Linked DNA regions of Mus musculus: region 1 is linked to region 2. The links are chromatin loops, found by intact Hi-C in ENCODE. Cell type or tissue: heart. All regions are shown on one strand. Links, peaks and the distances in the headings refer to the core of each region. The heading gives the core; the rest is flanking DNA.

Region 1 (16,193 bases), core at 7,260-11,259, 54 kb before region 2:
CCCAGTGCTGGGAAACCCTGACAAGGGCATCCCTGGGGCTTTCTAGCCAGTCAGCTCAGTGTGCTTTGCAAGTTCCAGGCCTCCAACCCCACAAAGCAGGCAGTGCCTGAGAAATGGTATCTTTGACTTCCACGCACATATGTGTATTGCAGTCTCCCCCTCTCCTCCTACTACCCCCGCCACCACAGGCTGCAGGGGCTGGAAAGTTCTGAACTGGAGACCAGGGCATATTGCTGTAGCATTTCTTTGCATGGTAAGGCATTGTTCTTGCCTGTGGTATGTGATTTATTTTTCTAGCACTTAATGTCACACTTTTTTGGGGGGGTCTGCAATCATAGGCTTTAGAATTAATAGCAGGAGTTGCCTGTGGCATCTCTCACAGTTATGTATTTACAGACCCTTGGCTGTTTTTCCACTTCCTTTTTTCTTCTCGTTTTGTTAATGAAGAACTGCCACTCTCAAATGATTCTGTGTCCAGCATAGTGCTTCCCACTGGAGGCCCTCGGTAAATGGACCTAGTGATTCAGCTAGGGATATGTTTTTCTAAAGTTATGCAGTGGCTCAAAAATGGATGCCTCTCTTGATGTCACCTTAAGGACATCAAGTGAGAGCAGGATATAACAAGAAATAGGTTGTCAGGCTTGCCTTAAAGGGACTGAGAGGGTTTGGGATGAGAGACTCTGTTGTTTCCAGAGGAGTTAGCTGCGGTGTGCAGTTAGTCACACATGGAGTGGTTCCAATTCCTCATCCACTCTCGTTTCCTTTTTGGTGATTGGACGCTGTCGAGCTGCTTTGATAGGTCCTCTGCTTCTATTGTAACACACAGGTGATCAGTGGCACCTGAACTATTGGCCTTAACCTGATTTGAAATCTTGTTAACATTGGAATAAAAAATTAAAAAAAATAAGTGGTAGGTTATGCAAATGCTTTAGCATTCACTTAAGATTGCTTCTATATTAAGTAGTACCCTGTGATAACAAGCCCTTTAGTCTTCTAAGACGTTTTGGCTTATAGACTATTTCTTCCCTCATCAGAAGCATCCTGTTTATTTTAGGAAACAGATTTCCTTTGTATGACTGGGCTAGTGATAGAACTAATAGGTCATATTTTTCAAAATATATATGCATATAAACAAAAATCATCATCTTTTTAAAATATACTATCTGTCTGTCTGTCTGTCTGTCTGCCTATCTATCTAGACAATTTTATCCATGATACAGTGTATCCATGATCTACCTCCCAACAGCATCTCCTCCTCCCCCTTCCTTCATGTTTTCCCTCCCCCAACTCAGTCCAGTTAGTGCAGCCTGGCTCAGCCTTGTGCAGGTACGCATAGCTGTGGAGAATTCGTGAGTGTGATGGCCATGCTGTGTCCTGAAGACTGTTTCCCATCATTTCCACCCCCCACCCCCCACCCCCTTACATTCCCTGAGCCTTGTGGGCAGTTACACCCACAGGTACAGATAGCGCTAAGTCAGGGCACTCAGCACTGTGACCAGTTCCTAGTCTGTGCTCACTGCAGCTGTGAAGACAGCGCTTCCCTGGCCAGGGCTGAGAGCAGGGCTGATGCTGATCTCTTGGCCCATATGTAACTGTTTAGAGGGCAGCACGATAGCACGTACATTTACTAAAACAGCAGTAGGCTCTCCCTTAGGGCCTGTGTTAGTTTCTTTTCTATTGCTGCCATAAGATACCACGACCAAGGCAACTTACAGGGTTAGAGTCCGTGAGCATCATGGCAGGGAGCATGGCAGCAGCCATGGTGCTGTGGCAGGAGTTCACATCTTGAGACACAACCACAAGGCAGGCAGACACTGGGAATAGGGCAAGTCTTTTGAAACCTTAAGGCCTGGTGACAGACCTCCTTCAACAGGCCACACCTCCTAATCCTAACAGTTCCACCAACTGGGGACCAGGTATTCAAACATATGAGCCAATAGGGACATTGTCATTAAGACTTCCACAGGGCCTATAACCGTCTGAGCCATGGGCTTTTGACAGGTAACACAGTATGAGACACAGATTCCTTCCTGTAGCGGGTCTTGAATCCAATCAGAAAGTGGTCACCCCATAGCCCTCGCCCTGCTGCTGCAGAATTTGCCTGGCAGGCAGTATTTTAGCATCCAGGGATTCCTGCTAGGTACTATCAATTGATGCCCCACCCCCACCCCAGTGGCATGTGTAGCACCTTCTGGAGCTATGAGAGATGGCCCATGGGAGCAGGTTTTTAGGTCAGTTTCAGCTTGATTTCTGTCTTCAAAGTGTGCTGTGCCTTCAGCAACAGGATCTTACCATCTAGTAGGAGTGGGCCACCAAGAGGAGTGTCAGTAGCCTCTGCTGGAGGGCCGCTAGGATCTCCTAACCAACAACTTAGAAGGAAGTACCCCATGCCCAGCACTGAGACTTTCACTTCACAACTCTTGTCTCTTAAGAGAAGCATTGCCTGCCCACCGTCTAGGGTTCAGTGTTCAAACTCTTTTTAAAAATTATATTTTTAAATTAGTTTACAAAGTGTTAGTGTTTCATACATCCTTAGTTTTGCTTAATGTCCCCCAGCTTTCTCAGCTTTCCTGTTTTCCCTTTCCTACCCCAAATCTTACTCAATTTGAATGGACAGTTCAACATGGTTACATGCCCAGTCTGCAGAATCAGCTTTGTTTTCCCAAACTGAAGCTCAGTGCCCACCGAGTGATTTCTTATTAACCCAGACCCCAGGTCCCTGCAGTCTGCTCTCTGTCTTCTGGGGTCAGACTGCTCTGCCTCAAAAGTAGAATCGTGGAACATTTGTCTTTTTGAAATCTCCACACATTCCACAGTGAGTGTTTGTGGGTCAGAGGACAGCCTCAGTTCTCCTGTTCACGGCTGTGTATGCCAGGCCAGCTGGCTCCTGGGTATCTGGAACTTCTCCTGTCTCCACCTCCCATCTCACTGTAGTATGCTGGGATTACACATGAGAGCTGCAGCATCCAGCTTTTGTGTCCTGAGTTGCTGAGCTCAGGTCCCACTCGTGCAGTCAACACTGTTCCTTTTGTGTTGTCTCTCAGGCCCAGCATCGGACTTTTGTAACGGTTCATTTCGCCTAGCACAGTCCTTGGGCCCCATTCATGATGTAATATGTAAGAACATATAATCTACATACTATTCCATTGTAAACACACACGCTGTGTTTGCCCATTCTGTCATCAGACGCCTGGTTACTCCTCCTCTTGGCTTTTGTGGACGGTGTTGCTATGAACATAGGTGCAGAGACACACACCCCTTGGCATCTGCTTTCAGTTCTTCTCAGTATAAACTCAGAAGTGAGGGGTAAATTTCTTTTTTCTTTTATGTGAAGAATCACTGTTTCTATAGCAGTTAAACTGTATATATCCCTGCCAATAGCACATGGGGATTCTAGATTCTGAGGCCTTGCTGGCACTTGTTCTGTCCTTCCTTCCTCCCTCCCTTCCCTCCCTTCCCTCCCTTCCCTCCCTCCCTCCCTTCCTGTGTATGGGTGTTTTGCCTGCATATATGTCTTTATACCACATGTATACTTGGTGCCTGTGGCGATCAGAAGAGGGCATTGGGTGCTCCGGGACTGGAACTACAGATGATTGTGAGCCTCTGTGCGCCATCAGTGAACTGGGACCCCTGGGAAAGTGGTCCTTAGCCACAGAGGAGTCTGTCTGGCCCTTTTCCCTCTCCATAGCTGTCATCCCAGTGCATAGGGAAGTGGGGGTTCCAGATGGGTTTATTTTCTAGTGATTAGGTAAACAGCTTTTCATGTGCTTGTTGTAGATGCACACGAGTCTTTTCAGCGATGTAGCGTTGTCTGCTAAAGTGCTGTGCCTGTCATGTAGCCCAGTTGTTGGTTTGTTAGTGTAGTTTTTCTGTATACCCTGATGGCAGCCCTTCTCAGCTGAGTGCTTTCTCACCCCACAGGGCACTCCTGTCGATGGTAGAGGGCTATGTCTGATGAAACTGTTTTCTGTATCATTAGGCCTGTCCATTTGTCTTATCCCCCCGATAAAGATGAATTTAAAGGCTTTAATTTTGTGTGTAAGAGGTAAAGGGTCCCTTCAGGGCCTTTCCTGATGATGTCACATGAACCAGCATATTGAGCAGACAAGAGACCTTCCCTTCTTCTGGAAGAGCAGTCAGTTAACCACTGAGCATCTCTCTAGCCAGTGCTGCTGTCTTATGCTCTTGGAGTCATGTGCTTTTGTTATTTTGTAATACAAAAGTGAGAATATTTACTTGTCCATGACATTAATTTCCACGTTCTGTCCTAGTCACTTTTATCAGCAATTAATACAGAATCCCGTGTAGAGGACAGAGGTTGACATCAGCAGTCTTCCTCCTCCTTATCTACATTTATGTTTGAGATGATGTCTCTCTGTATCTGTACCTTAGGCAGACTGGCTGCCAAGCCAAGCCAGGCCCAGGCCCTCCTGTTTCTGTCTCCCCAGCACTGGGATAATAGACAAACACTCTACCACGGCCACCAGGTTTTTCCTGCCAGTGCTGGGAATCAGAACTCAGATCTCCACTTTAACCAGCTAGCCCATCTCTTCAGCCCATCAGTAGTCGTAGGAAGGCTGGGAAGTGTGACGATAGTTGGCAGCTTGTGTTTTCTAAGGCTGCAGCATGTTGGATACAGCAGTGAAACTGGCTCCTCAGAGGAGCAGTGGTAGCAATAACATCAGTACGCCTGCAAGGTGGAATTCTAGGTTCTGTCACAAATACATGAAAAGCAGGACACAAAAACAGCATCCAGTGGCTTTCCTCTCGGGCCTGGGGAGCTTGGTTGGGCGCTTGACTGGTTGTTGGCATTTTGTGAAGTGGCATCATGGTGTAGTTGCCAGTTACCACTGCTGTGTGGCTGTTGGTCACGATTACAGGGCAGCAGGCTTTGTTCTGAACATAAAGAACAGGATGAGGATGTGTTCCCAGCCAGAGAAATAGCAGACAGGCGTGATCATCTGGAGCGGGGGAGGAGCTGGGACCAGAGAACTGTTCTCAGCTCTTGAAGGGTGCCCTGTGAAAGAACAATTAAGAATGGAGGATGGGGAGGGCTAGCCTAGGTGGCTGCTATGATAGGGAGGTGGCATGGTGGCATGTCGCTTCTGTCCCCAACCAGCAGAAAAGAGCGACGACACAGCGTTCTTCTCAAAGCAGTTTATTCAGGAACCTTTCAACATGCAAGCAGGAATCTCTCCTAGCCCCCAATCACAATCCCTTATATAACCCCTCAACCACGTCCCATCAGCCCAGTCCGTGTAATCTCAGTTCATTGGCCTTCGTCAAATGGCCTGATCTTGCATCATGGTGCACCTGCGCAGCTCTCATGATGGATGTGGCTTATTTTCAGGTGTATGAGGAAGTCAGGTGCAAGTCATAAGACTTGGCTGCTGTCCTGGCGCCATCTTGGCACTACCGCCACACCCGCTCCCCACAGTGGCACATGTGTGTAACCCGGGACACTGCTTTAGCCTGGGCATACTGAGTAGCCGCAGCACTCAGTACCCATGGAGTATTTGCCCTGGGCAGGGCTAAGTCTGGCTCAGAATAGAAGCAGAGGGCAGGCATGACCTCAGAGTGTCCAGCATTAGTGTGAAGCTGAGTGAACCCCTTTGCCCCTGACAGTCCTAGCTCTGTACTTGCTTTACATCTGGATTCACGAATAGGCCTAAAGAGTGAGAGACTCACTCACCAGAGCCCAGTGAGGCTGGGCTGTTCCCAGGAAGCCCACCACAGTCCAGCAGAACGTGCGGCACTCACTGCAATGTAGGGGCCTCCATTAGTTAATAGACTACCTGCAAAAAGCCGGAGACAATATTTCTGTGTCATCGGGGGGATTGATTCCTTTCCTGTGAGCAAAGATGATTTTTAAAATTTGAAAAGTACACACTTGTAGAAAACCTTGATAAATATGAACAGAGTGAGAGAATCCTGACATTAAGAGGTGAGTTGCAAGGCCAGGCATGGTGGCACAGGCCTTTAATCCTAGCACATGGGAGGCAGAGGTGGGGGCAGGGGCAGGGGCAGGGGCAGGGGCAGGCGGATCTCCATGAGTTTGAGGCTAACCTGGTGCAGTGAGCTGGTCCCAGGACAGCCAAGGCAACACAGAAACCCTGTCTCAAAAAACAAACAGAAAAGAAGAAAACAAAAAAGAAATAGAAAAAAAAAAAGAAAGAAAAAAAATGAGTTGATAAAGATATGCGTTTAAAATACTCTTGAAGTCAGATGTCAGAAGTTCACTGAATTTGAATAAACACCTAGATATTCTTACCTAGGTTTATTAGATGGTGTAAGTTTGCATATTAGTGATAAATTAGTAACCTAAAGTGGCAGTTTTTAAGCTCTGCCTGTAGTCACACCTGGAGCCACTAGATGGCGGTATTGGAACTTGGTAAAACCTGTAATTCTACTTAAAATTGTTATTAAATGAGGCTTGAGTGTTATTAAAAGAGCTGAAATGTTACTAAGTGATAACATATTCTTTCAGTAAAACTGGTAAGAGGGTGGCTGGGAGCATCCAGAACCAGCTTTGACAGTTGTCTTCCTGTCTCTGAAGCTCCTAGGCCCAAGTGAGAGTTACGAATTACTATTATCTACTCGCATTTATTTTTTCCTAAACAGTACAGTAAAGCGTATTTCAAACCATAGGAACACTTTTTGTGTGTGAATCCCCACCTCATTCCCTTGTGACAGAGTCTTTCACAGAACCTGCATGTAAACTGGCAGCCATCAGGACCCAGAGGTCCTCCTGTCTGTTTTGCACAGTGCTGGGTGATGGGTATGCAGAGCCACCCCCAGCTTGTACGTGACGGCTGGAGATTTGAATTCTGGTCCTGTTGTTTGTGCATCTAGCACTGTTACCCACTGAGCCTATTCCTGAGCTCCAAACATCACATTTAACTGTGTAGCAAGTTGTCATGCAGGGCAGCCTGGCTCTAATACGGAACTTAAGGAAGAATTCTTACCGATATCTGAAAGTTAAGGAAAGGGGAAGGCGGGTTGTTCTTTTTTTGTAAGGGGATTTAGTGATCCTGTTGAATAACTGTTTTGTGTGAGCCACAAACCGTATTTTTATCAGAATTGTTGGGTAAATGTTGATAGGAAAGTAGTCCTACTATGTAGTGGATATGAATGCCACTACCCTACAGCACACGCTTTAGCAGTTGTCTTCCCATGTCGTGTCTGTGGCTAGTATTGAGTGCAGATAAGGTGGAAGCTCAGTCCTTATCTTGTCATTCCTTCGACAAATGGTGTAGTTGTCAACAATAAGTAAATATTCTCAGAGCTCAGAGGAAGGAAGTAGGAAACTACGCGTTGGGGGACTTGATGGCTGGCGGTGCAAATGTGCACGTGAGTTCTAAGGAAGGATAAAAATAAGGAACAGGAAGTTGATTCATGAAAGTGATTTTTATTCCACTGCGTGCTTTAACTGAGAAAACAACCTAGAAGATGTGCTAATGTTTTATGGTGAATTGGTCTTTGAAAAGTGAGTTCTAATCAGTTTTTAGAACTGCTCCAGGGTGAGGAGGGGCCCATCTCCGTGTTCTGTGCATTGCAGTTATTCAAGCACACGTGTGGAGGCCAGAAGAGGGCATCATGTCCTCTGGAACTAGAGTTGTAGACAGTTGTGAGCCACTGTGTGGATACTGAGAACAGAACCCAGGTTCTCTGAAAGAGCAGCCAGTGGTCTTAACCACTGAGCCATCTCTTCAGTCCGTGGATCATATCTATGTAAAAAAAAAAAACCAATCTATCTATCTATCTATCTATCTATCAGTATATATGGATATACAGATATATAGATACAGATATCTACACACACACACACGCACATACACACACACACACATTATAATGCTGTATTTGTTGTGTCCATGTTTTAATTTATATCTCCCTAATCCAGTGCTGTATTGAGCTGCTCCTCCGACCCCAACCACTAGAGAGGGTTTCCCTGTGTAGTCTAGCTGGCTGTCCTGGACTTGCTTTGTAGACTAGGTACAGAAATCCACCTGCCTCTGTCTTCTAGGTGCTGGGATTAAAGGCGTGTGCCATCAGGCCTGGCATTGGCTGCTTTTTATGTGCTCAGCTGCTGTTCGTGTATTTTCAAGTCTCTCCGTGCACCTGTACTTAGATTTGTGACTTTCTTATTATTATAAGAGTTCTTTGAGAGTTCTTTGTATTCTCATACCAGTTCTTTAGGTGTGCATTTAGCAGATACTTCCCCAAGTTTATCTCTGTTGATTTTTATAATAGTGACCTTTGAAGAGTGTAGTTAAATACTCTAATGAAATAAAATCTACCAGTTTATAAATAGCCTATGCTGTGTACTCTTTGGAAAAATCTTCCTATGTTGTGCGTATTTGAGAAATCTCTGACCTATGTAGGTTTCTTCTAGAAATTTTATTTTAGGTTTGCCATTTGGGTTTATGCTCTATTTTGAATTTTTAATATATGGTTCAAAGTAGAGCTGTCTTCCTCACTCAGCACCTTCTGTGTGACAAGGTAAAGCCTCACCTGCCCCTGGAAAGCCCCGTTTTTGCTGCCCCCCCAGTTGCTACTTCTTCAACACGATCCTGACTTAATACCCCAGTTTAGTTTGTCAGTTTGAGCCACACATAGTGAAGCACAGGCTGTGTCTGGTTTGTTTCTGTCCTTTGTTTAGCTGTTTCCTTGGTGCCCAATGTAGCTCTAGTCAGTCTCGTCGTTAGTAGTGTAGTATTGTGGCAAGTCAAGACACCACACTCCTCCAGTTTCTATGGCCCCCTGTACCTCTTGTGCTGTGGACAGACACATGCTTCTGTTTGGTGATGTCTGGAGTTGGAATCTGAGTTGAAGGGTATCGTGCTTAGCTGTTGAAGATTGCTGCCATATCTTTTGTTGGTCAGGAATTTCAGAGCAAAGTATTGATCCTGTTCCTGTCAGCAGGGACTAGAGTTACCTGAAGACTCATTTTCCAGAGTGACTCACTCTTGTGGCTGTGGGTAGGAAGCCTTGGTTCCTCTTCTTGGAGTTGTAGGAGTATCCTTTTGACAGGGTAGCTCACCTCCAAGAGTGTCAGAGTCCTTTTCGTTTTACTCATTGTCGGGCTAAGGGACACACCACGTACCATAATTGTAGTCCACATTTTTTTACTGACCAAGAGACTGAGCTCTTCTGCTGTTGGCTTGTTGTTTATTTAAGTAAATATTTTGGCTGTCTCAGTGTTAACTGTAACTAGCTCTCTTTTAACTACCCAACTGTACATTTTTCTTGGTGTCTTGTTTTTTGTTTCATAGCCATGGTGATTTATCTTCCTGTAACACTGAGGAATAACTTCCAGTTTCCCCCCAAGATTTCATTGCTTTGTAGAATTTGTTTCTTTTGAATTCTTTCTACTTGCTGTTTTCTGATTTTGATATTAGGGGTTTTGCATAACCGGAGCCTTCGGCTGTTCATATTTAAGATCTAGTTAGAAAGTGGAGTGACAGGGATGGAGAAATGGGTCCACTGGGAAAGTGCTTGCTTTGTAAGCGCCACATGCAAATCTGGGTGTGGATCATGCACCTGTGATGCAGGAGGATCCCCAGCTCCTCCCACCCCTTCCTGGACATGGGTGGAGGGAAGTTCCCACCCTCTACTGTCTTGGTCTTTCTGGCTCCCTCTGAGGCTGTCTAGGGTTCTGCCCTAAGGACCCTGGCAGCACAATTCAGAAGCTGTGGAAAGGGGCAGACTGTGTGGGAGAAGCCACTTCTTACACAAAGGAAATCCCAGGGGCTTAGGAGCTCTCTGCTAGGAACATGGCACAAAGACTAAAAAGAATTTGCTTATTCCACCACAGTCTGTCAGTAGGCAGAGAGATGAGAGCCATCTCTCGTTTCTGGCTGCCTCTTATGGTCCCAGAAGACACTGGTCCTGCAGGGCCTCTGGGTAGTTTGAGTGTTAATCTAGGAGCTTTTCCAGCTCAGCAAAACTGGTCTGCTGTTATTCTCACAGGCTTGAGTCTCAGTCGTGAATTGACACTATGGTTACTGTAGTTGTTAGTGTCTAAGCCCTAATACCCAGTATGCCCTCTCCTCCTTAGCAATTAAACAGGTATTGGGGAAAAGCTGCAGAGGGAGATTAGTCCAGTGTGCTGCTTTAGGGGGAGGAATAACTAGGAACAAGGCAGTCTGGGTATTGCACTGAGCTTTAGGCTTAATCCGAGGCAGGAGACTGATGTCGGAGAGCAGTCTTGCACACTGCTGTCACACCCAGCACCACTCTCTGGGCTTCAGGCTCCTGCAAGGACATGTAGCAGGTTGTCAGCACCGTGTAACCATCTTCCTGGCAGACAAGTTCTTTCTCTGGCTGGCACGGCTGCCTTATCCTCCTGGCATGAGGTTCCTGGGGATTTGTAGTTCTTTGGGGTACATTATTTCAATACTCTGATAGCTGGAGGGAGGTGTGCAGTTGTCCACTTGAACTGTTTTCATTGCTGCAAGACCAGTTACTGATTTCCAGTCAGGAAAATTTTATTATTCGCGGCTCTTTGTCGTTGTGTGTGCCTTTCGAGAAGCCCTCTCCATGTCATTCTCGAGAGTTGGGGGAAACGGACAGATAAGGCCGTGAGTGCAAGGCTTCTTCTTACCTGGCTGTATTGTTTTCCACTGTGGTTAAGAACACTGGCAATTGTAAAATCAGTTTTCTCTCCATTGACAAGATTACTTCCAAAGTACTCAGAATTTTTATTCAAGGTCATTTTGTCAGTGATGAGAGGACAGAGGTTCAGTTCCGTGCTGCTGCCTTCATCAGGCTCAGGAGCCCCCTTGGACTTGTAGAGCCTCTGCTCAGAACAAAACAGGATTCATGGCTTGGAGGCTGAAAAGAATCCCAGGACCAGTTTACACAGTGAGTTATGGCTGACATTTTTGTTAAAGATATTTTAATACAGGCTTCCATGAGGCTTAAGAGAGACGCCCTCAGAAGAGGGAGAGTAGGGAAGTCAGCGTTAAAGAGAGGAATGGGCAGAGCGAGCGCTGTTTGGTGGGAAGGAGCACACACTTAAGTAGCCCTTCAGGAGTGAGGGTTACTAGGAGACAGGGCTTGGGAATCATGGCTGGACCTTCAGGTGGGAAAGCATTTCCTCAAGGGAAAGTGTTTTCCCTTTGAGTCTGGAGCAGAGGTTTGTTGAGGGATGCAGGTCACAGGAAGGGTGAAGAGAGAAAGCTGCTGTGAGGGGTGCATGGGGGTCTGGGGGAAGAGCGTCTCGAGAGAATATCCCTCCCTCTGCCCCCACCCCCCAAATGGGGAAGGTCTGACTTTTACACGTTCTTTTGCATGGTGTGATTTAGACAGGTGTAGCCTGCTTACGAGAACAGGAGCCAGGGACTGCTTAGGACCATGAATTAGAGCTGTAAAACCGCAGCTCAGAACAGCTTCTCACAGAGGATCCAAATTAAAGGGGTAGGCTGTGATCTAAGCGGAGACTACCTGAGTGGGCAGGTCTTAGCTCCTCTAGGGAGAGGTATAATTGTCTGGTTCTCAGGTTGTGTCTCAAAGGGTCGCCAAGAAACCTTTCCTCTTCCTCTTCCTCTTCCAGTAAGAAAGATAAACAAGGTGGCTGCAGAGGTGCTGTGGATAGAACTGCTGCTGCAGTCCAGCCAGCAGCCGTCCGCTTGCTCGCTCTGGTTCCTAGAAAGTCAGGAGGGAGGAGAGCCTGAGACACTGTTGCTGGGATCCTGCCCCAGTGCTGGCACCGACACTGTCTTCCTCCACAAACCTGTGTCCTGGGTCCTTTGTGCTTCACACAGCTTCCTTCAGCAGCAGTCCTGCTTAGCCACACTGGCATGGAGACTCATGCCTCATGTGCTTCTGTCTGTTTTACACAACCTGGAGTCACTGGGGAAGACTGCTCCCATCAGGTCGGCCTGTGAGACACTCACCTCAGCAGTGTTGCCCCTGGGCAGGTGGTCTGGGGCTGAATAAAACAAGTTGAGCAAGCCTTGGAGAGCAAGTCAGTAAGCAGTGTACCTCCATGCAGGCTGCATCAGTTCCCGCCCTGGCTTCCCTCACGTCTGTGACATGACAGCAGAAGCCAAATAAATCCTTTCCTCCTCAGCTGCCTCTGGTTATGTTGTTTAGCAAACAGAGAAGCAAATGAATATGCCATATTTCTCCACAAATTGTGTTCTAGTCATCTCCCCTTCTCTACACTCAGGGACCGTGATGCTAACTTGTGAAAGCACCCAGTTTCAGCAAGATCTGCCTCACCACCAGGGTCACAGCTGGGCCTTCCCTGTTGTCTTGAGCAGGTCAGGTTTCTCACAGTCCTCACCTCAGCCTGACGCACAGTTTTAAAGCCAGTGCTTGAGGACAGAGAACACAGACGGTTAAGAAATGAACTCACCCCATAGAACTGTTTTGGAAACCAGCCTGGTCAATCGGACATATTTAAAAGGATCAGTCATCAATATTTCGTCTATCCCTTTCTTAATTTTGTGACTGTTTACTTGTGATGACAGAGTTGGTATCAAGCGGTGGTGTTAACTGCCTTGAAAGTGTCGGGGATTAGGCTGTCTCGACAGGCCACAGAGAGCTTTGCTTACCTCATCTGTGGTCAGTTTGAATATCAGCCGTTGGAATACTTTTAAGGGAAGTGGGTATTGTGGGCACAGTTAACAAAAAGCAACAGTTAACTTTCTAAAGTATTGATCTATCTGGTGTGAACTTGACCTAGATAATCATAGCTTGAAGGGTGATCATTTACAAGAGAGATTTCTCAAGATAGAGTGACCATGACCTCCACATTTGAAATGATCATCTTAGTTTACTTAAAATGTTGCTTAGACCAGCTAGACCCTAGTAGGTCCAATATGTGTTGACTCCCCTTTAATTTCTATTAAGAAGAATCTTTGTTAATCTGATAAGCCTGGGTGTTTTACTGGCAAAAAACCATTCTTGGACCCAAAAACAAAAAACAAAACAAAACAAAAAGTATAGGAATCTATAACCCAGTTGTCAGAGTTGGAATTTTACCCCAGAAGAGTGGACTTTCAAATCACATGGCCTTCTAGTCACAGTAAAGTGAGAGGAGAGGCTGGCCTAAAGGCTCATCCTGTCTGTCACTCAGATGCAGAGCATGGTCTGAGTATGGGGACAACAGATGTTCAGGGTTTTATTCCTAGTCAGTTGTTGAAGATGAGTGTTCTAGCATAGCTAAGGCCTCGGATTTGATGCTGTTCTGTTTCCTCCTTCCCTTTACACACGCACATGCACGCACACCTGCACACTTTGGTAGCCTCCTCTGTTGCTGCCCACCTTGTTTTTTCAGACAGGCTCTCTCTCTGAATCTGGGGCTCACTATTGCAGTAGACTAACTAGCAAGCCCCCAGACTCCTCCTGTCTCCGCTTCCCACACCCAGTTATGGCGTTACAGACTGCCATGCCTACTCTTACATGATTGCTGGTAGTCTAACTTTAGGTCTTCACCCAGTAAAATTAGTGGGATTCTGTGGAGGGATTTTACTCCAGCAACATGGCAACTCTGGCTGGAATGCAGACACACACCCTTAGTACCCACGTTTAATCCCAAACAGTGAAAGTAAAGCTGGTTTGTAGAAAGAAGCAACTCTGTTTAAAAGTCATGTCCAGTTGAGTGGCAGACAAAGTGACGAATCAGAGAAAGATTTGACACAATAGGATATGTCCAACTCTCATAAAAACAGAGAGGAAAGAGAGGTGATTTGAGAGAGAGAGGGAGAGAAGGAGTGATAGAGAGCAGTTTTACTGGGAGAGTTTTACAGAGAGACAGGTTGAAGAGAGAACAAGCTAGGCACAGGTGAAGACGGAAAAAGCCAGAGAATGAGGAGCCAGAAGATCAAAATAGATTGCTAGACTTAGTTTGAGGCCAAGCAGAGTAATTCAGTTAGAAGCTGAGAGGAGCCAGATTGAATCAGTCAGCGTGGAGAGGAGTTTGAGCAGGAACAGCTGAGATGAACTAGCCAGCCAGAGTTCAGAATTAGAAAAGATGAGCTTATTCAGCAGTAAGTCTCAGAGGTTGAAAACATTCTAGGCCTAGATTAGATTGTACAGAGGTTAGAAGCTTCCAGGACCAGGCCTAGGTTATCGGACAGAAGGCAGTAAGTCTCAGACAACAATTGCATCAGGTGAACAAAAGTGACTTTTACAGTTGCCTACATCTGTCTGCTTCCAGTCCTCCCCACCCCCTCCTAGAGCTGCCTGTTGGTTTGGTTAGGCTGTTCAGAGAGTTTGTAAATAAAGATTTGAGTGTGATTGCACAAAACAAAAGTGACAAAAGGAAATTCCTTTTCTCTGTTTTATTTAGAACGAAAGGTATGAGAGATAAGTAGCCACCATTCAGCAGAGTCAGGAGGAGCTTCCAGGTCACATCCTGAGATGCTTCTCCATCTCCACCGTCACCCTCAACTGGGTCACAGGCGCTTGTGGGTTGGTGGTTTGTTTTTTCTTTTTTTTTTCTGACCCCTTTATTTTCAGTACTGCTAATGATTTCTATGAAATCGTTATTTCATGAAGTAATATGGGAGAAATTGTTTGATACCTGCCTGTTGAGTAGAATATATGCTTTGTGAAAATGAGAGACCATGCCAATCTCTTTTACCTGTGATGCCTCAGTGCCGTATTCTGCTCAGGCTCCTATATCAAGATACTGACATACAAATTCATTTCTTACCATCAAGCGGCTGGAAAGGTCAGGATCAAGGGGCCAGCCTATTTGGTGTTCGGTGTGAAGGCCTGTTTCCTGTCTGTCTCTTTGACCTCCCATGGCAGGCGAGATGAAGCATTTATCTAAGTGCCTTTTGTAAGGACACTGATTTAGTAAGACCGAACTCTAGACCTAACCTGCCAAAAGCCCCACCTCCTACTGTCACCACACTAGATTTCAAAAGGGCTGGAGAGATGGCTCAGCAGTTAAGAGCATGTTTGTTGTCCTTCTGAAGGACCTGTATTCAGTTTTAACGTCCACAGGACGGGTCACAACCTGTTCCAGGGGGATCTGATGCCCTCCTTTGGTCACAGCATGCACCAGGGGGATCTTGTTGTCTCTGCTGTCCCTCGACGTGCACCAGTGAGAATGTCCTTAATACCCAACGCACGCAGCTACTGTGGAACTCCCCATCTGCTGATTACCAGTTGGTTCCCGGATTCTTTTGCAGGAATCATTGCCTAAGAGATGCTAGGTATAAAAGGAGTACAAGAATTGAGTTAGATTTCTGGCGTGGAGCTCAGAAGGAGAGTGCACACATGTTCCTGGACTCACATGAAAAGAAAATTGGGGTCAGTCATAGCTTTAAAAGATGGAAATATTTTGTTTGTTTTGTTTTTATTTTTAAATCATTTGTCCGGCCATACCTAGAAGCACAGAATCCGTTCATTTGCATTTTCATAGAATATCTTTCTCATGCAAAAAGTTCTCAAACTTTTGCTTTGATGCAGAGTTTTCGAGTCTGGTACCTTGTATCTAACCCTTGGCCTTGAGTCAGATGTGAACTGTTCCCCTCACACCTGTCCTGGCCATTGGGATGTACCCAGCTATCCTCAGAGTAACCCCGGGAGGGAGGCGGGGCTTCATGGAGGAACCAGGCTCCGCAGCACCTCAGAGCTGTTTCCTGTGAGCTGCTGGGAGAAGCAGCACAGTGGTAGGAGGCAGGAGGGGAAGAGGCTTCAAGTGAGCCGGTCCTGCTTGTGCCCTTGGCAGTGGAGAATGTTAGGGAAGGAAGGACAGCCAGTCCTGGAGATGCTAACGGTGCCTTCAGCGTCACAGTGCTCTGCCCTCACTCACTAACTCTCCCTTGGGGCTTGGTTTATGTGGTAAGACACTTAAACTTCATCTTGCCAGGGTATCTAATGTATCCTGTTTAAAAGGCTCTGTGAGCGATCACCAGAAGGTTATGGGAAACATGATTTTGTACTCCAACACAAAGGACAGTGACATCGTTAAATAAAACTATAGTCACCTCAGTGTTGGCACTTTTGACATCGAGGCCTTATCTCTTGCTCTTTTGGATAATTTCTCGCTGTGCAGTCCAGGCTAGCCTGGAACTCTTTATAAACTGTGAACTCATAATTCCTCCTACCTCAGCCTGAGTGGTGATATTACAGTCATGTGTACATCATCATACTTTGATGTCCATTGTAGCACCCCTAGCTTCCCCGCACGGTTTCCAGGTGTTACCAAATGATGCCCAAGGGGACTG
Region 2 (16,193 bases), core at 5,693-9,692:
TTTGATTTTTTTTTTTCTTGTCTGTAGCCGAGTTCTTCAGGAGGTCTCCTCATCTCGTATCTGGTTTTTATCAATTTGTAGGCACCCAAAGCTTTTCTTTTCCTGTGGAAATAAATACAAGCATAACCTCTCCACCAGTGCAACACATTTTCTGTTTTCCATTCTGAGGGTAGGGCATCTTTAAAGTATACAGGCTGGTTTAGTTCAGCAGTCTTTTCCATAATCCAGTATCTCTAGCAGCTATCAGTATCAGCAGTTATCATTAGCATTCAAAAAATTTAAAGTTAATAAAGTACTATGTAATCTCTCTCTGCAGGCCTTTATTACCCTTTTTATTTGTACTTTTAAAGTACAGTTGGATCTCTCCACCATTGATTTTACCTGCAGTATGTTTTACATCATAATATGTAAAAACAAAATCACTTCATGTTACTAAAGACATATGCTGGAGCATTGTCAGTCCTAATTTGTCTTGGTGTTCTTATAATGGCCATAACTTCTAATAAATGAATAAAAACAGAATCAGCCTTTTCAGAAGCTAAAGTAGACGCTCATTCACAAAGCCTGAATCTGTGTCTATAATACACTGTACATATTTAGTTTGCAAAACTCTAGAATGAAACACATCCATTTGCTGATTTTTATTCCTTTGGGTACTCTTAGGGTTACTTCCTGCAGGTAATGGAGTTTGGGTATATAATGAGCAAGTAGGATATGTCTTTACAATCTTCTTGGCTTCTTGCCAGGTGATAAAGAAGTCTTTCTTTAAATTTTTGCTGTTGATAATGGTATTTTTAAAGTGAAATTCTGAGCCCCTAATGCACTTCCTATTAATAGCTGATCAATTTGACTATTAACTTGTGCCAGAGGGCCTGGCAGACCTGTATGGGATCTGATGTGTGTTATATACAATGGATAATTCCTATTTCTGATCACTTGTTGTAATTGAATAAACATTGAATCAAATTCAGAATCATCCTGAATAAGTTGAGCAGTTTCTATATGCAAGACAACTCTTTTTGCATATTGAGAGTCAATTACTATGTAAAGAGATTCTTGAGAATCCAATAGCACCATAAGGATTGCATTTAATCCTGATTTGTTAGTCAGGACACTGAGCCACCTTACTTACACTTGTCTGAGATGCACCCTGCCTTTTCTTGTTTGTGGGCATCAGTATGGAATGTTAGGGGCTCCAGAAATTGGGGTTCCTTTTTTTATACGAGGGAGAATCCAATTAACTCTTTTTGTGAACTGAAGTTGCTTGCTTTTAGGGTATTTGTTGTTAAATCTCTTCCTAAAAAAAAAATCACTGCAAGCTCTTTGCCAGTGTTCATCTCGCACCCATAACGAAGCCCTCGGTAAGTAATGAAGCCTTGGTAAAAGGTGCCACAGTCTCAGCTGGATTTGTGTCACCTAGTGACGAAGTCTCATTTTTTTCCTTTAGTATCTATTCAGAAACCTATATAAGTTTTTAATTTCTTCCTCTGTTTATGTGTTAAAAATATCCATTCTAAGATATAACCTTCCCTTTGCTTGAGAATTCCTGTAGGGGAATGAGTAGAAGGCAAGGTAACTAAAGTGCAGGCCATCTTTGGATCAATATGATCTAGATGTGTACCCTGTAATTTTCTTTCTGTCAGAGCCAACTCCTTTTCAGCCTCAGCTGATAATTTTCCCAGTGTATTTAAATCTATATTTTTAAAAAAAGATTTATTTCTTTCTTTCATGTATATGAGTACACCATTGCTCTCTTCAGACACACCAGAAGAGGGCATCAGATCCCATTACAGATGGTTGTGAGCCACCATGTAGTTGCTGGGAACTGAACTCAGGACCTCTGGAAGAGCAGTCCGTGCTCTTAACCACTGAGCCATCTCTCCAGCCCAAATCTTTATCTTCTTGTAAGAATTGAAATAAATTGCTTAGCTCTAGAATAGCCAAAGCAATTATAGGCTGCAGCTGGTTAGTACCTCCTCTTAGTTTTTGGAATTATTAAGAGTCCTTGATTGGTCTCTCCTGATTTGTATCTTTTGTGGTCTAACCTTTTGTAGACTTATTTTTATGTCCTTGATAATTAATAGAATCTTCTCTTTTGTATTTTCTCAGGGGCAATTTGTAATCCCCAACAAGGCAAGGTTTTCTTTATTTCATCAAACAGTCTTTCCAAGGTATCTGTATCTAAATCAGCCAATAAGATAACTTCCATATAATGACAAATTACTGATTAAGGAAATTGATTATGAATTATCTACAGTGGCTGTTGTAGGTACAACAAAAAATTGGCACTAGGTAGAACTGTTTCACATTCCCTGTGGTAGGACTTTCCAATGGTATTTCTTTATTAGAAAACTTCTAGTAAAAGAGAAAGCAAACCTTTCCCTATCATGTTCATGTAGAGGAATTGTGAAAAAGCAATCTTTCAGATCAATCACTATGATAGGCCATTCCTTAGGCAACAAGGAAGGCAATGGGATTGCAGGCTGCTAGGAACCCATTGGCTGAATAATCTTATTAATTGCTCTGAGATATGTCAGCATCCTCTATTTGCCAGACTTCTTTTTAATGACAAATATTGAAGAATTCTAAGGGCTGTATGGTGAGCCTCCAACTGCTCCTGGATGAGCTGTTCTAGTAGTCTTCTTTTGTCAGAGACCATTGTTCAGTCCAAAAGTGGTCAGTCAAGCACCTCAGTGGTAAGGCTGTTGGCGTTCTATCAGCGTCGGCTCCCAGTGTAAAGTTGACGTGTCGGCCTCTGCTCTGTCTTGTTTATGGGCAGTCTGCAACTGACTTTGATAACATTTCTTAATTAATTAAATTTCTTATTAGGAGCATCAACTACTTTGTGTCTTGCCTCTAAAGTTGGAGTGATGTTAATCTGTTTTCCATTGTTGTAGCGGATCTCTTCCTCATAAGTTTATAGCTATATTGGCCACACATGGCCTTAATTTTCCTGACCTTCAGGCCCAGTACATTTCAGCCATCTGGTACTTTGTTTTATCCCAGATAACGTTCCAATTCCTTGCAATTGAATATCTACCTCTTGAAGTGACCAATCTGGAGGCCAAGATTTTGGGGAGAGAATGATGTCTGCTCTGTGTCAACCATTCCTTCAATTTCAATATTAACACCAAATGTAAAATGAATTTATAATTCTAGCTAACTGATATAAAAGACACTCAATCCAGGTATTTTATATATAAGCCATAAGTCTAAATTGGGCAGGTTTGGAGCTATTCTGACTGATTCCCCAGCTATAAGGTCCCTTGTCACTTGCTTGCTGCTTCTCCTGGCCATGGTCCATCTCCTCTCACGATGGCCTCTTCCACCTCCCTCTCCTTTCTTCTTCTCCCTCTATCTCCCCTCACTCGATCCTCAAGTCCCATCTTTCTCCCCCCACAACCCAATCACAAGCTCTAGCCTTTTATTGACCAGTTAAATTGGGAGCAAGGTTCACATAGCAGCATCACTTGGTGTATGTGAGGATCTGCTTGTGTGGGGCAACCACATCTTGAGAGCCAGTACTTAGCATTAGAATATAAGCATCGTCAGCCTAACCCAGTACAGGTGTGCACTGACCTAGCTTCCATGCCAGACCAAAGGTTAAGTGACAGCAGCAGCCACAGCTTCTTCCCTTTGTGTCAACACTGGAGCAAAGTCTGCAGCTTCCTTCCCTCCATGTCTGTGTGTGTTTTGTGTGTCTGGATTACATATACAGAACCATGAGGTTTCTATCTAGCACATTGTTAGCAGTGAATCTGAGCTTTGCTATTTCAGTCTTCTGTGTCTTTCTCTATGATCCTGAAACTCCCAACCTAACCTTCCAAACTAAGCAAGAAGCCACAGGACATTTCAATCATATGGGGACACTTGGAGTGCCTTGTGATTTTTGTTTTGTTGTTGTTCTTGGTTTGTTTGTTTTTTTTTTTAAGAACCTTGAGCACACATCTCTCAGATAAAAATGTGTCAATCAAAAGAAGAAATTGTAGAAGTTGGGTTCAGTTTTTCCTCCTCACCCCATGCTCCCAGAAATAAGACTCAGACTCAAAATATATTTACAAATACTTTAGCCATATAGCTAGGCTCTTTTACTAGATCATAACTAAAATAACCCATTTATTTTAACCTACATTCTGCCGTGTGGCTGGTTACCTGTGCTCAGGTACCATGTGTCTATCTCCTCAGATATTCCCCAGGTGGATCTTTTCCACATTTGGCTCTATCCCAGAATCCTTTCTGCCTCCTGAACATCCCACCTTCCATTTCCTGACTAGCTTATAGGCCATGGGCTTTTTAATTGACAGGTGATGCATCCATACAACACACAAGATACTCTCTATACAAGAAATTTCATGAAGTCTAATTCCAATGCCCTTCATACCTCTGCATCAGTTAAAACTGTTCCCAGTAGCATACTCTTTTTTTCCCCAATTTTAATAAGTTTAATTTTTTTTAGCAAAACATATTAAATAAAACAAAACCACCACAACGAAGCAACAGAGGGAAAAGAGCCCCAAGAGAAGTCATAAGAATTAGTCCTATTCATTCACACACTCAGAGTCCCATAAAAGTACTAAACTGGCAGCCATAATATATACACAGAGGACCTGGTGTTGCCACTTACTCTTGTCTTGGGTGAACTAGAATGAGGGTTCTCACCACTGAAGAAGGGTACTTACTGTTGGGTGTGGACTTAGATGCTGGCAAGTTCTCCCGTCTAAGTGTAGACAAAGCAATGATGAGAAATTAAAATGAGGTTATCTGAAGAGCTATGGTGGATCATTACCTAGCACTGAGAATGGACAATGACTATTCTGCATTAGTAGTGCATTTATCTGTGATGTTTTCAGTAAGTCAGCTACGGTGATAAATAAGAATAAGCCTGAGATCCAGGTACTTTCCTTTGCACAGCAGGGGCCAGGTCCCACACCTGTGTCATCAGCTACAGAAAGTCTGGAGTGTTTAATGAACAGAGTCCTGTCTTATTTTCTTTTAAATAAAAAGAGTTGCCTTCACTTTTAAATTGCCTCCCTGAATTATGGTGTGCATGGTTAATATCTAACTGTGGGGTCACATGGCGTGTGTGCAGTGAGTGCTGTGGCTGGCGGTGCACTTCATTCATTTCGGTTGCCTTTGTTTTCTTTTGTAGCTTTTCACCTCTGGGTCCTACATCTGGATTGTAGCCATGAGTGGACTTGTAAGTGTCATTTTTTTTAAACTTCCTTCCCCTGATTTCCTCTCTTTATTTTTTGAAAGGAAGAAAAATAGAAAAAAAAATGTCATGCTTATAGATTGTGGGTAATACACACCCGTCTTCCTCCTTCCTTTGCCCGGGTCAGGCATAGCTCCACACTTCTTCCCTGGTGACTAAAATAGCACAACTACACAGAAAATCAAAGTCAAGTCAAAGGAGGCCGGGTTGTCTCAGTTTCCAAAAGTTACTTTGATGAAGGTTTTTAGATGAGGTTTTTTCCAGAGTTGGTTTTAAAGGGCATTAGTAGCCTAACTCATAGTAAGAGGGAGATGACAGAGGAGGAGGAGGCTGGGTGGGCTAAGCAGGGGAGCTGCTCTGCGCTCTCCACTGTGTAAGCTGCACTGTTGGGGAGGGAAGCAGGGGAAGATGAGGAGACTTGCAGGTCAGGTATGTGTGTGGCCAGAGAGGGAGGAAGGGAGCATGCCAGAGCGCTTATCTGTGCAGGATTTCCCTTCTCACTCCTATGTCCACAGCAGTTCCTTATACTTTAGGAGACATTTTGAAAGAAATTTAGAGCATGTGGCCAAGTTGGATGCTTCATGACTTGAATGTAAACCATAAATTTATGAAAATTAATTTGTGACTAGTGTGTATAGAAAATAGTTTCAATCTCTTTCTTGAAAAAAGGTCTAAGAAAATTACAGAATAGATTTATAGGACTATGCCCGACGTCAAAGGGGAACTCAGAAGTAACTATGCCACACTCTGCAGACTCTGGCACCAGCCGCCTTTGTTTTCTGAGGGAGTGATTAGGCCACCTTGAGTTGTCCTGAGCCCTCTCGTGGCTCTTTTCAAACCCCGAGTTAAAGACATTTTAGAGAGAACACAGTCATTCATTTCCCTCAGCCCCAGATTTTGATTCTGTGGATCAAGAACAAAGACTGTCTTCTCCTTATTCCATTGTTTCCCTGGAGCCCCATAACAAGGTGCAGAGCTCTGAGACAGCTGGGTCTTCCTACCCTCCTCATCCCCCCACCCCTCACTGTCTCCTCTCTCCTCTCCTCTGTTCCTCTCCCCTCCCTCCTTTCCTCTCCTCTCTCTTCCCCCTTCCTCTCTTCCTTCTCTCCTCCCCTGCCTTCCTCTCCCCTCCCTCCACCCTTGATACTGGGTTTTATTCTGACCCCTGTTTCTCCTGGAGCTCATAGCTGCCCCATGCTGCCATCTGTTACTCTTGAGACCCATGGTACTTTCCAGTCATTCTGGGACCAGTTTTGCCTCCAGGCCACGAGCCCTCCTCTTCCTAGTGTGGCTCATCCCCACTGACCGCCTGGCAGTGAGCTCTGCACTTAGGCAGTGTTATCCATCCGAGGCCTACTCCACCCTAAGTGGTGATGTTCTAAAGCATGCAGGAACACGAGAACCACCTTTTAATCAAGCAAGGTTTGCTTTTCTTTTATTTAATAACACATTGTGATGCATTTGTGTAAGATGTCCTATTTATGTTCACTATTCTGCTGTTAGACTTCTGGTGGTAAATTACGTGCTCGCTGTCACCTCAGAGTTTCGCTGTGTGACCGACCGCCAATGCTCTAGAGTTGGAGGCTATGTCTCTCAACTGTTGGTCTTTCTGGACTCTAAAGTGTTTGTTCTGAAGTCACTGTCCTTTCCAGTCTGAATTTTATCAGAGGGTATAGGTACCAAAGAATTTCTAAAATAAAATTATTTTTTTTCCAGAGGAATAAAAAAGCCCACACTGTGTTCAAAATAGAATTTCAAAATGACTGGGCATTTTAAGGAATGCACTATCATTAGTCATTCATGAGCCAATTGAATTTTCTTTCACAGTAATTATCTCAAAATTATATATATATATTTTTTTCCCCAGCTTATAGATAATACACTGTTTATTTCTGATGACTGACTATGAGCTAACTATGTATGGTTGAGCTCATATCTGGCATTTGCAAAATCCCTCACACCAATTAGTTAATTAACATAAAATAACTGATATGGGTGCTGATTGTAGCTATACCAGACATGGTGGTGCTCGTTTCCGACTTACTGTGTTCTCTTTGGCTTTATCCAGAAAGCCCACACTCTTATGATATATGTCATATATAATATGGTGAAAAGGTAAAGATGATTATACAGGGGTATTTAATTTATAAGCAGAATGTGGTGATTCACACATATCATCCCAGCACTCAAGAAGTAGAGACAGGAAGATTGTGAGTTCAAAGCAAGTCTAGGCTACAGAGTATGGTCCCATCTCCAGCAAACAAAACAAAGCAGTAGCTTATGTGAATGTCTGGCTTGTCAGACACTATCTGTGAGGTCCATGTCAGTCACAAAGCCACCATCCGTCCAGATGCCTCTTACTCAATGTGACTTCCTTTTTCCCTACAGATCAGCTAACTTCCTTTTTCTTTTTCCTTTTGGTTTTAATGCTAACTAAAATACTTCAAAAGACAAATTTCATGCTACCAGGAAGAAATGTGTACATAGTATTCGTTGTTGTGAATTTATAATACAAAACCTATGACTGGGGTCACCGCAGTGGCTTGGTAGATAAGGTACTTGCTGCCAAACCCAGTGATCTGAGGTCTCACATTATGGAAAGAAAAGGGAGAACAGGCCTTACGAGTTGGTCACACACACATACACCAAGTTATTAGCTGTATTGTAGATATATTTTTAGACTTTTACCATTGGAAGCTATCATGTATCAAAAACACTGTGTTTGGGAAATGATTTTATTTAGCTCTGGCAATTAGTATGTGGTTTGTTTTATTTTGAGGGCAAGTGAGCAGGGCTGAGGATGTAGCTCAGTGACAGAGTGCTTGCCTGACGTGCATGAGGTCCGGCTTTGGTCCTGTCTTTAGTCTTAGCACCAGGAAGGAAAATGTGTGGAAACATCGGTTCTTCTCAGCCTGTGGGTCACAACCCTGTTTGAGGGTCACAGACCAGATATCCTGCATATCCCGTAATTACAATTACCATTCATAACACAGCAGTGGAATGGTTTTACGGTTGGAGGTCCCTGCAGCATGAAGAACTATATTGAGGACTGCAGCATTAGAAAGGTCGAGAAGTGCTGGTGTAAAATGTAAATGTGTTTGTTACTTGCAGTCCTAGAAACCAGAAACCACTTGTACTTTCCAGGAAAGCTGCTAACTTTGCTTTGAGTTTAGTTCATTATAAATTGATTTTTTATTTTATTATTTTTTTTTTTTTTAGTGTTAACAGTTTTATCTCTTTTGTGTTGTTTGTTCTTACATGAGTACCCATGTTTCTGAATACATAGTCCTAGAATATCCAGTGATTAGAAGGACAGGTTGACACCAGGATGCTCTCTTACCACCTGAGCACCACCCTCTGTCGGCTGGTCACAGTGATGGGTGTGGATGGAGGGAAAGGCATTGCTAGCTTACCAGGAGCCAAGGGGAGCTGAGAAGAACTGTTGTTTGGGTCCATTCAGTAGGCCATGAGGAGAATGCCTGCACCCAGAGGGGTTTGGCTGGGCCTCCTGCTTTGAGATTACTCCTGTTCCATTGGGTTTTGTTTGTTTTTGTTTTTCTGGGTTTTGTTGTTGTTTGGTGTTGGTTCTTTCCTCCTTTCATAGTTCTGTTTAAATAAGAGTTGCTATGAAGGATGCAAGTGAGGCTTAGCATACGTGGGGTATTTCAGTTGTCTTTGGTATTTAAAATTGTCACGTGTGTACACATCTTCGTGTTTTTAATTTGTTTATGCTTACTTGTCAGGGTACACATGTGTGTGGAGGACCAAGCTTCTGCTGGACGTCTTCCTAGATTGCTCTCATCACAAATGGAGGCAGGGTCTCTCAGTTACATCTAGGTCTTGCCACTTTGGCTACTCTGGCCAGCTAGCTTGCGCTGCGGATCATTTCCACCATCCTGTGCTCCAGCTCCATGGGCTTGGAGATTTTTAGTGAACTCCTCTGGCTGTAGATCTTCTGAATTACTTTTGTGGAAGACTGAAAAATTGAGGCCATTGTGTATATTCATAATTCTCCCAGTCTCCTTACACATTAATATTTTATTCTCCTAAAGCAAATGCTGCTTACACATTGGCCTTGAAGTTCTTCTTGGGGTTCTGCTGAGAGCTTTGTGGCTGTCTCTGTCCCAGCACTTCTGCATTTCCTGCAGTTTCATGAATCACAGTAATGAGTCATCCACACTAGGATGAGCTGTGGTTCCCAAAACCCTGCTCCAACTCAGCCATGGTTCAAATCTTTATCATTAGTTCTTTTCCAAGCTATTTAAGAGCAAATTACCCAGTGCCTCCACTCGCTCTGTGTGTGTGTGTGTGTGTGTGTGAGAGAGAGAGAGAGAGAGAGAGAGAGAGAGAGAGAGAGAGAGAGGCAGTGTGCTCCTCACTGTATCTGTTTTCTGCCTTTGTTACTTGCTGTCTACAACACAGCAGACTTTATCTTGCAATCAAACAATCTTAGTGTGAAAAAGAATCTGTCTTACCCACTGTAGGCTAGAAATGTACATGGAAGCCAGATTATATCGAACTATGAATGTGGTTCGAGTTTGGGTTGTTTTCTGTGGACAGTTAGGCTCTTCAAAGCTTTTCAAACTAACACTTCAGATGGTACAAGATTGTAGCTCTCAGTTGGTGTACTTAACAAAGGAGAGGAAACAAGAGAAGAGGAGCTGCCTCAAAGGAGTCAGGTGTCGTCTTTGCAGGCTCTGATTTTCCTGTCTCTTCTTCACGCAATTTACCTTTGAGGACCAAAACCAATAATAAATTATTGTCTTAAAACCACAGGGTGGAAGTGGGAGTGAATTCTGGGACTGACCCACGACCTGTGGCGATAATGTCCTGTTTGACGATAACTGGCGCTGTGTAGGTCTCCTGCATGGGTGTGCCTTCTTCTGCTCTTCGAGTTTCCCTCTTTTTCCTGTGTAATCTTTTCCACAAATATCTCCTATAGACTGACCAAATGGGTGCAGGGTCGCAGGGCAAATAACTCATGGCTTGCTCAAGGCCTTTAGTTAAACTTTGGGAATTTAGACTCCCATATTTAATTGCTTCTCGGCCTTTTGGCTAAGATCAAGTGTAGACTCCCGTATTTAACAGGTCTTTGGAGGCCCTAAGAGAAATCAAGACTGGCTAAATCTGTAAGGTTGCTTAGCCTTCAAAGGTCCACATGGAGAATCAGGACCACCAAAGGCTCTGAGGAAACCCCCACAGGGGGCTTTCTGTACCCTGATCCTGCTGATCCCAGCTGACCCCAGATGCCTGAACCTACATAGAGAAACCACCTAATCTGTTTGGTAGTGGCAGCAGGTTCAGGTCACATAGGGAGGCAGGTCACACAGGGAGGCAGGTCATGGGGAGGCTGGGGCAAGTGGACACATGCTGCTACTGCTTTGATCTTAGAGATTTTTTTTTATTTTTTGGAAACAGGATCTCACTATGTTACCCAGACTAGCCTGAAACACATGCTTAGCACAGGCTACCCTTAAACATGCTCTCCTCCATGTGTCTACTACCATCGACCCGTGCAGATCTTGTCTGCTGGACCTGGAATCTGAGAACCTGAAAGACAGTGACATGACTGTGTGTGTCATGAAAACAGTGATCTTTTTTAACTTAGTCACATGACAGATAACTCTGAGGATCCCTGATTTACAAACACATTCTTGGGGTGCTCAACGAACCTCTCATTGACTTCACAGTCTCACTGGCTCTCATTGGCTTCATAGCATGCAGGGACTAGGAGGCTCCATCAGGGCAGGGGCAGTTTTCTGCAGTCCTCCGTACCATGCTCTAGTATCTAGAGTCCAGATACTAGTATCTGGTTCATAAGAGTAGTTGGGACATATTTTGGATGAAGGAATGAGTCTTCAGTGGGTCTGCTGTCTCGGAGCTTTTGTGCTGCAGCTCAGATGCAGGGACACGTGTGTTCCTAGGCTTGTTGTGTCGTGTAGATGCTCTTCTGTAGATGCTCTTCCGTTCTCCTGGGAAAGCAGCCTCTGTAACTGTTGTTCTTGTTGAACAGTAAGGTTCCTGAATGTAGGACTGTAGTCCACAGGGACCCTGGGATGCTGCTTTCCTGGGTCTCTTACAGTCTCTGTTGGCTGGAGAGAGGGCTCAGCACCTGGGTGTCATTGCCAGGTCAGGGTTCCTTGCCTTTGCTTGTCAAGGTTTGAGGCCCGATGTAAGCAGGACCAGTGGGCAGGTGAGGTTAACTTTTAACCAAGAAGAGCCAAAGGGCAGGTGAGGTTAACTCTCACCAAGATTGACCAGTGGATAGGTGAGGTTAACTCTAACCAAGAGTGACCAGTGGGGAGGTGAGGTTAACTCTCACCAAGAGTGACCCGCGGGCAGGTGAGGTTAACTCTAACCCAGAGTACTGATGTTTCCCAGCCAGTAAATTAAATTCTTTATTTGCCCTTGAGCCTTACTTTTTGACTCCCTTCCTAAAAGGGTTAATGGTATGAAAAACCTGTAAGTGTGCAGTTGATAGTCATGTTTTTAGTGGCCTTAAAGGAAACAATTTCCTGTTTTATGTTCTCAGACTTTTGAAGAGATACCTTCCATTGTGACCATATGGGGGCTTCCAGCTATAATGTAGGGCCATACCCTGGGTTCTTGGCCTAGATATTCCACAGATGTGGACCCAAGTGTATCTGGTTGTTTGCTCCCATGTCCTGTTTCCTAAACAGGACTCCTGGCCTCCTAGCTGAGTGCTCCATCCTAGATCTGCCTGCCCCTGCAGTGTGGGGTGTGTGCTCCCTTCTGCCTTATCTAGTCATCTGCTATCTAAGCCGTGATCTGTGCTGCTGGACCTCACCTTGATGTTTGGACTTCCTACCTCAGAAGACCTCATTGACCCTGGTTAGTTCTGGTCTGTAGCGATGCAGATCCTAGGATGTGGCCTTGATTCTAAGATTGTGTGTGTGCGTGTTTGGGTGCATTAGTGTTCCGGTGCATGCACATGTGAGCACAATTGCCCGCAGAGACCTGATGAGGGTGTCAACCTTTGGAGTGGGGCTGCCAGGTGGCTTTGAGCAGCCCTGTGACAGTGCTGGGAGTTGAACTCAGGTCCTCAGGAAGACAACTCTTACCCAAAGCCACCCAGTGCTTTGTGGATGTCAGCTGGTGCTCTAGAACCCAACTCCTTTCCCTGCTCATACTCTAATTTTAAAATATTTTTTCCAACAAAACATGGCATTCAAGAAAAACCTGTCTCAGGCTGAGGATGAAACTCAGTTGACAGTGTTGCTAGCATGCATGAAGCACATAGAAACTGGGCTTGGTAGTGCACATCTGTAGTGTTAGCACTATGGTAGAGACAGAGGCAGGGTGATCGGAACTTCGAGGTCATTCTATAGTGAGTTCAAACCACCTTGGCCTAGTGAACCCCTGACTCCAAAACACTGGGAGTATTAATACAGCATAAGTAATACTGTGGAGACCTGGGTAACAACTGGGCAAAGTTTTAATGTATTTACTGGTATCATATCTTTCCATGGAATGGGCTGCTGTGATTATCAAGTATAGGATACTCACAGCTTGATCGATTCTAATGCATTGTGAACTGAAACATTGCCAGCCCGTGTGGTGTGTTTAACTCAGGGTCATACAGAGGATCTAGAGACATGTGAACTCTTCTTTCCCATGCAAGCTCCTGCCCACATGCCCCTCAACTGTGGGATGGCTTTGCCAGCTCACCACTGGGTTGATCAGACAAGGGTGACGTCATAAAGCACGTCCTCATTCTTGCCCAGCAGCATTTTCCCACCACAGTGCTTAAAAAATGTAACCCTTGGATAGTCCCGAGGACTCTGAGGACTGGCAGACACCTTGTTATTTGTTTATTTTTATTTTGCAGGGCTGGAGACGATGGGTTCATGGTTAAGAACACCTGTTGGTCTTGCAGTGGACCTAGGTTTGATTCCTTGATTCCCAGTACCCACGTGGGGTGGTTCACAGCCATCCATAACTCCAGTCTCAGGACCTCAGGATGTACTAGACACACACATGGGGTACATACATACATGCAACAAGATACTCACACATGTAAACTGTGTGCCTGTGCGTGCGCGTGTGGCCCTTACACTGCTTTTCATTTTCCCTCTCAGGGTTCCTGTTTTAACTGGGTTTATTCCTAATGGTTTATTCCAAGCATGTGCTCATAGTATGTCAAGTTCTCTTTCAGGCTGCCTGATGCCTTTAGGAATTTCCCTCTTGTGCACTTCAGTGCATCTACAAGTAGATTGACGTCCTCTTATTTCTTGCAAACTAGTATAATCAAGTTTTCACCATTTGTTTATTGTGGGGGTGGGGATGGGGTAATGGGTGCTCAAGTTGGGGTTCCTTCCTTCCTCGAGTGAGTTCTCAGACCCACAGTCAAGTTATCAGTCTTAGGGGCAGGCACCTTTACCTGCTAACCCTTTGACCTAACTTTGGATTATATTTTAAGTTCATGTTATTTATATTATATTTTGATCACCCTGAAGAACTCTCAACTGCTGTTTCTTTGTCTGTAATCCCACTGTCCCCACACCCTTGCCTCTTCCTCTGGTTCTATGATGTGTGGCTATGGTGTTGTCCAGGCTCCCTGTATGTTCGCTCTCCATCTCAGGATCTTCCTTCACCTCATGGGAGATGGGGCACTGGGGGCATGGGGTTCAGACCTGGGTCATCAGCCACCTCACTGCTGCCTCCTACAGCCCTGGCTCTGGGCTCTGAGCTGAGTCTCAGGAGCACATCTGCAGATGTGTGCACATCCTGCTGTCACTCCACTGTGTGAGGTTCAGGTTCACACAGGCTCTCTGGTTTCACTGCACCTGGAAATCTCTGTTTCATTTTCTCCCTTATTTTGTACTATTTTGTTAGTGGAGCCACAGGAATGACTTGAAACCACAAGTTCAAGTTCCTCACTGTGCCCTCTGGAGCCTGCTTCATTCTATCCTTTGCTCCTGACTCTGCTCCAAATTGCCCTGGGGTCAGAGGCCTCCATGGGCCCCATCCATGGATGTTTCCTCACTGCTTCTCAGCTGCTGCATTTGCCGTTGCTGCCTGCTCCTCTCTGGCATTCTCCTTAAGGCTCCACTGACACCAGATTGCCTGGGCTCACCTTCACCCCAAAGCCCTTGGCTTCCTTCATGTGCCTCCCTGTGCTACCTACTCTCTCAGCCTAAATCGTGCACACTGGTCTATGTGCTCTCTCTCCCTAACTGTTCCCTTGGACCCCGAACTGGTGTTCCACCCACTCACTGTCTGTCCATCCTCCATGGCACCTTCTCTCCAGCTGGAATGTTTTGTCTTCAGTCTTCCCTGGCACCCTGTCATCCTGAAATAGGGTCCTTACTGGCTCGAGTAGGTCTTCATCTAAGTCACTGTGACTTCCTTCACAGAGCGTGCCTGACGGTCGCATGGTCTCATGTGTTCACCGTCTTTCCTGTGCACTAAGTACTAATCTTGCTGTGTGTGCAGTTTCCTTCCTTTGTTCTCTACAGTGTTCTCAGAGCAGGTTCTTGAGATACTCTTGCCTGAGTCACTGAAGCTCAGCATGGAAGTTGATGTGTTAGTACAGCCGGTCACCAAGGAGCACACTAGGCCAAAGCAGTTCCTCATGAAGAGGTTTTATTGAGAGGGAGAGACAAGGGAGTGGCAGAGAGAGAAGAGGAGAGAAGAGAGCGAGAGGGATGTGTTCTCCCTGTTTATATGGAGAATGCTGTAACACAAGTAAGGGTGGGAGGTGAGCCAAGTGGGTTCTGGGATATGGTGGTCGTTGGCTTGGCAACTGGTCTGCAGGTCACAGGTTGCACTGTTAACTCCTAGGTTTGGAATGTCCCGGTGCCAACAGTAGTGCGTATGTAATCCCAGGACTCAGCAGGCTGAGGCAGGAATATTGCAAGCTCCAGGCCAGCCTGGACTACTTATAACATGACCCCGTCTCAGTATAACAGCAAGAACAAACAAATAAATATTATGGAATACTTTTCTGGTTCTACTAAAAAGGTCATTAAACTCTTTTGTCTAGTGTGAATACTCCCATCCTAAAAGTTAGAGTCAAAGTCTTTTTTAAATGTATTTAGAAGAATATTCATGGTCATTTTTATCCAGAAAGCAATATTGAGGGGTTTTTTTTATCCATATAAATGGCTTTAAAGATAAAAAAATTAGATTTGTTTGTAAAAAGAAAAATATTTTTACAGATGTATTAATTGCTTACTAATAGTAACACACAGCTAAACATCTAGGGAAATGTCCGTACTTGAGCACTGTGTGAGTAAAGCCAGAGTTTGAGGCTGTTCTTCTCGGGTCAGGTGTCTCTCTTGTGGCCATCAGACAGTGATGGTGCCACAGAGTTGGCACAGTGTGAGACTGTTTAGAAAATCAATCTGTTTGTGGATCTGATTTTTTTAACTTTAGGGGTGTGTGTATGTAAGCTTGAAGGTCAAAAGCCTTCCTCGGGGTGTGTCATCCACCTGGTTCCTTCAGATGGCTCGCACCTGCACCTGGTCCCAGCTGTCTCAGCCCCCAGCGCTGGGGTTACAAGCACATGCAGCCATGCCTGGCTTTCACCTGAGTACTGGGTTGTTGAACTCAGGTTCACAAGCAGCCCAGAAAGCACCAGAGTACAGGCTATCTCCCAGCCTCTGGATGTCTTTTAAAATCGAAACATTGATCCTTAAATACTGTACTTGTAGTTGTAGAGTAAAATGGTCAGGATTTTGCAAACTCCAGATGAATACGTTTGTTTTACCAAGTAGGTTGAATTGTTTGTACTGTTTGATGTCTGCTACTTGATAAGACTTAGTGATACTGCTCAAACTAGAAGAATGCCCTCTGAGATGATTGATTCCTTGTTAATACTCCATGACATTCTTGCTTGCATTTGAATAACCAGTTGGATGTTTCCTTGTAGATCTCTGGCATGTGCTATGACCGCAAAGTGCTCCAGGTCCACCAGGTGCTCCGCATCCCTGGCAGAATGGCCGAGTTCTTCTCCTGG

The links. A loop is a pair of places that touch in the nucleus more often than their neighbours do. Peaks named below come from ENCODE experiments on the same cell type or tissue, not always from the same donor. Only the 100,000 strongest peaks of a DNase experiment are listed, where the experiment ranks them.
Region 1: it touches region 2 in a loop (2.4-fold over the local background); 4 of 42 quality-filtered maps call a loop at or near these places.

What each region holds. Positions count from the first base shown.
Region 1 is chr14:121,922,184-121,938,376 of GRCm38, forward strand. All of the region lies in intron 4 of Ubac2 (ubiquitin associated domain containing 2), which reads left to right. It overlaps Gm46485 (a long non-coding RNA gene), which reads left to right. Exons shown (of 2, transcript XR_001781471.2): 2 at 1-12,075. Among named protein-coding and RNA genes, the nearest start is that of Gpr18, 14 kb to the left of the region's middle. In heart, for the core only: no CTCF peak of the experiment used is centred there; a DNase peak (open chromatin) is centred at 9,628; H3K27ac peaks cover 1,485 bases.
Region 2 is chr14:121,978,119-121,994,311 of GRCm38, forward strand. Ubac2 (ubiquitin associated domain containing 2) reads left to right here. Exons shown (of 9, transcript NM_026861.2): 6 at 5,150-5,197; 7 at 16,107-16,193. Among named protein-coding and RNA genes, the nearest start is that of Gm33473, 8.3 kb to the right of the region's middle. In heart, for the core only: no CTCF peak of the experiment used is centred there; a DNase peak (open chromatin) is centred at 7,543; H3K27ac peaks cover 752 bases.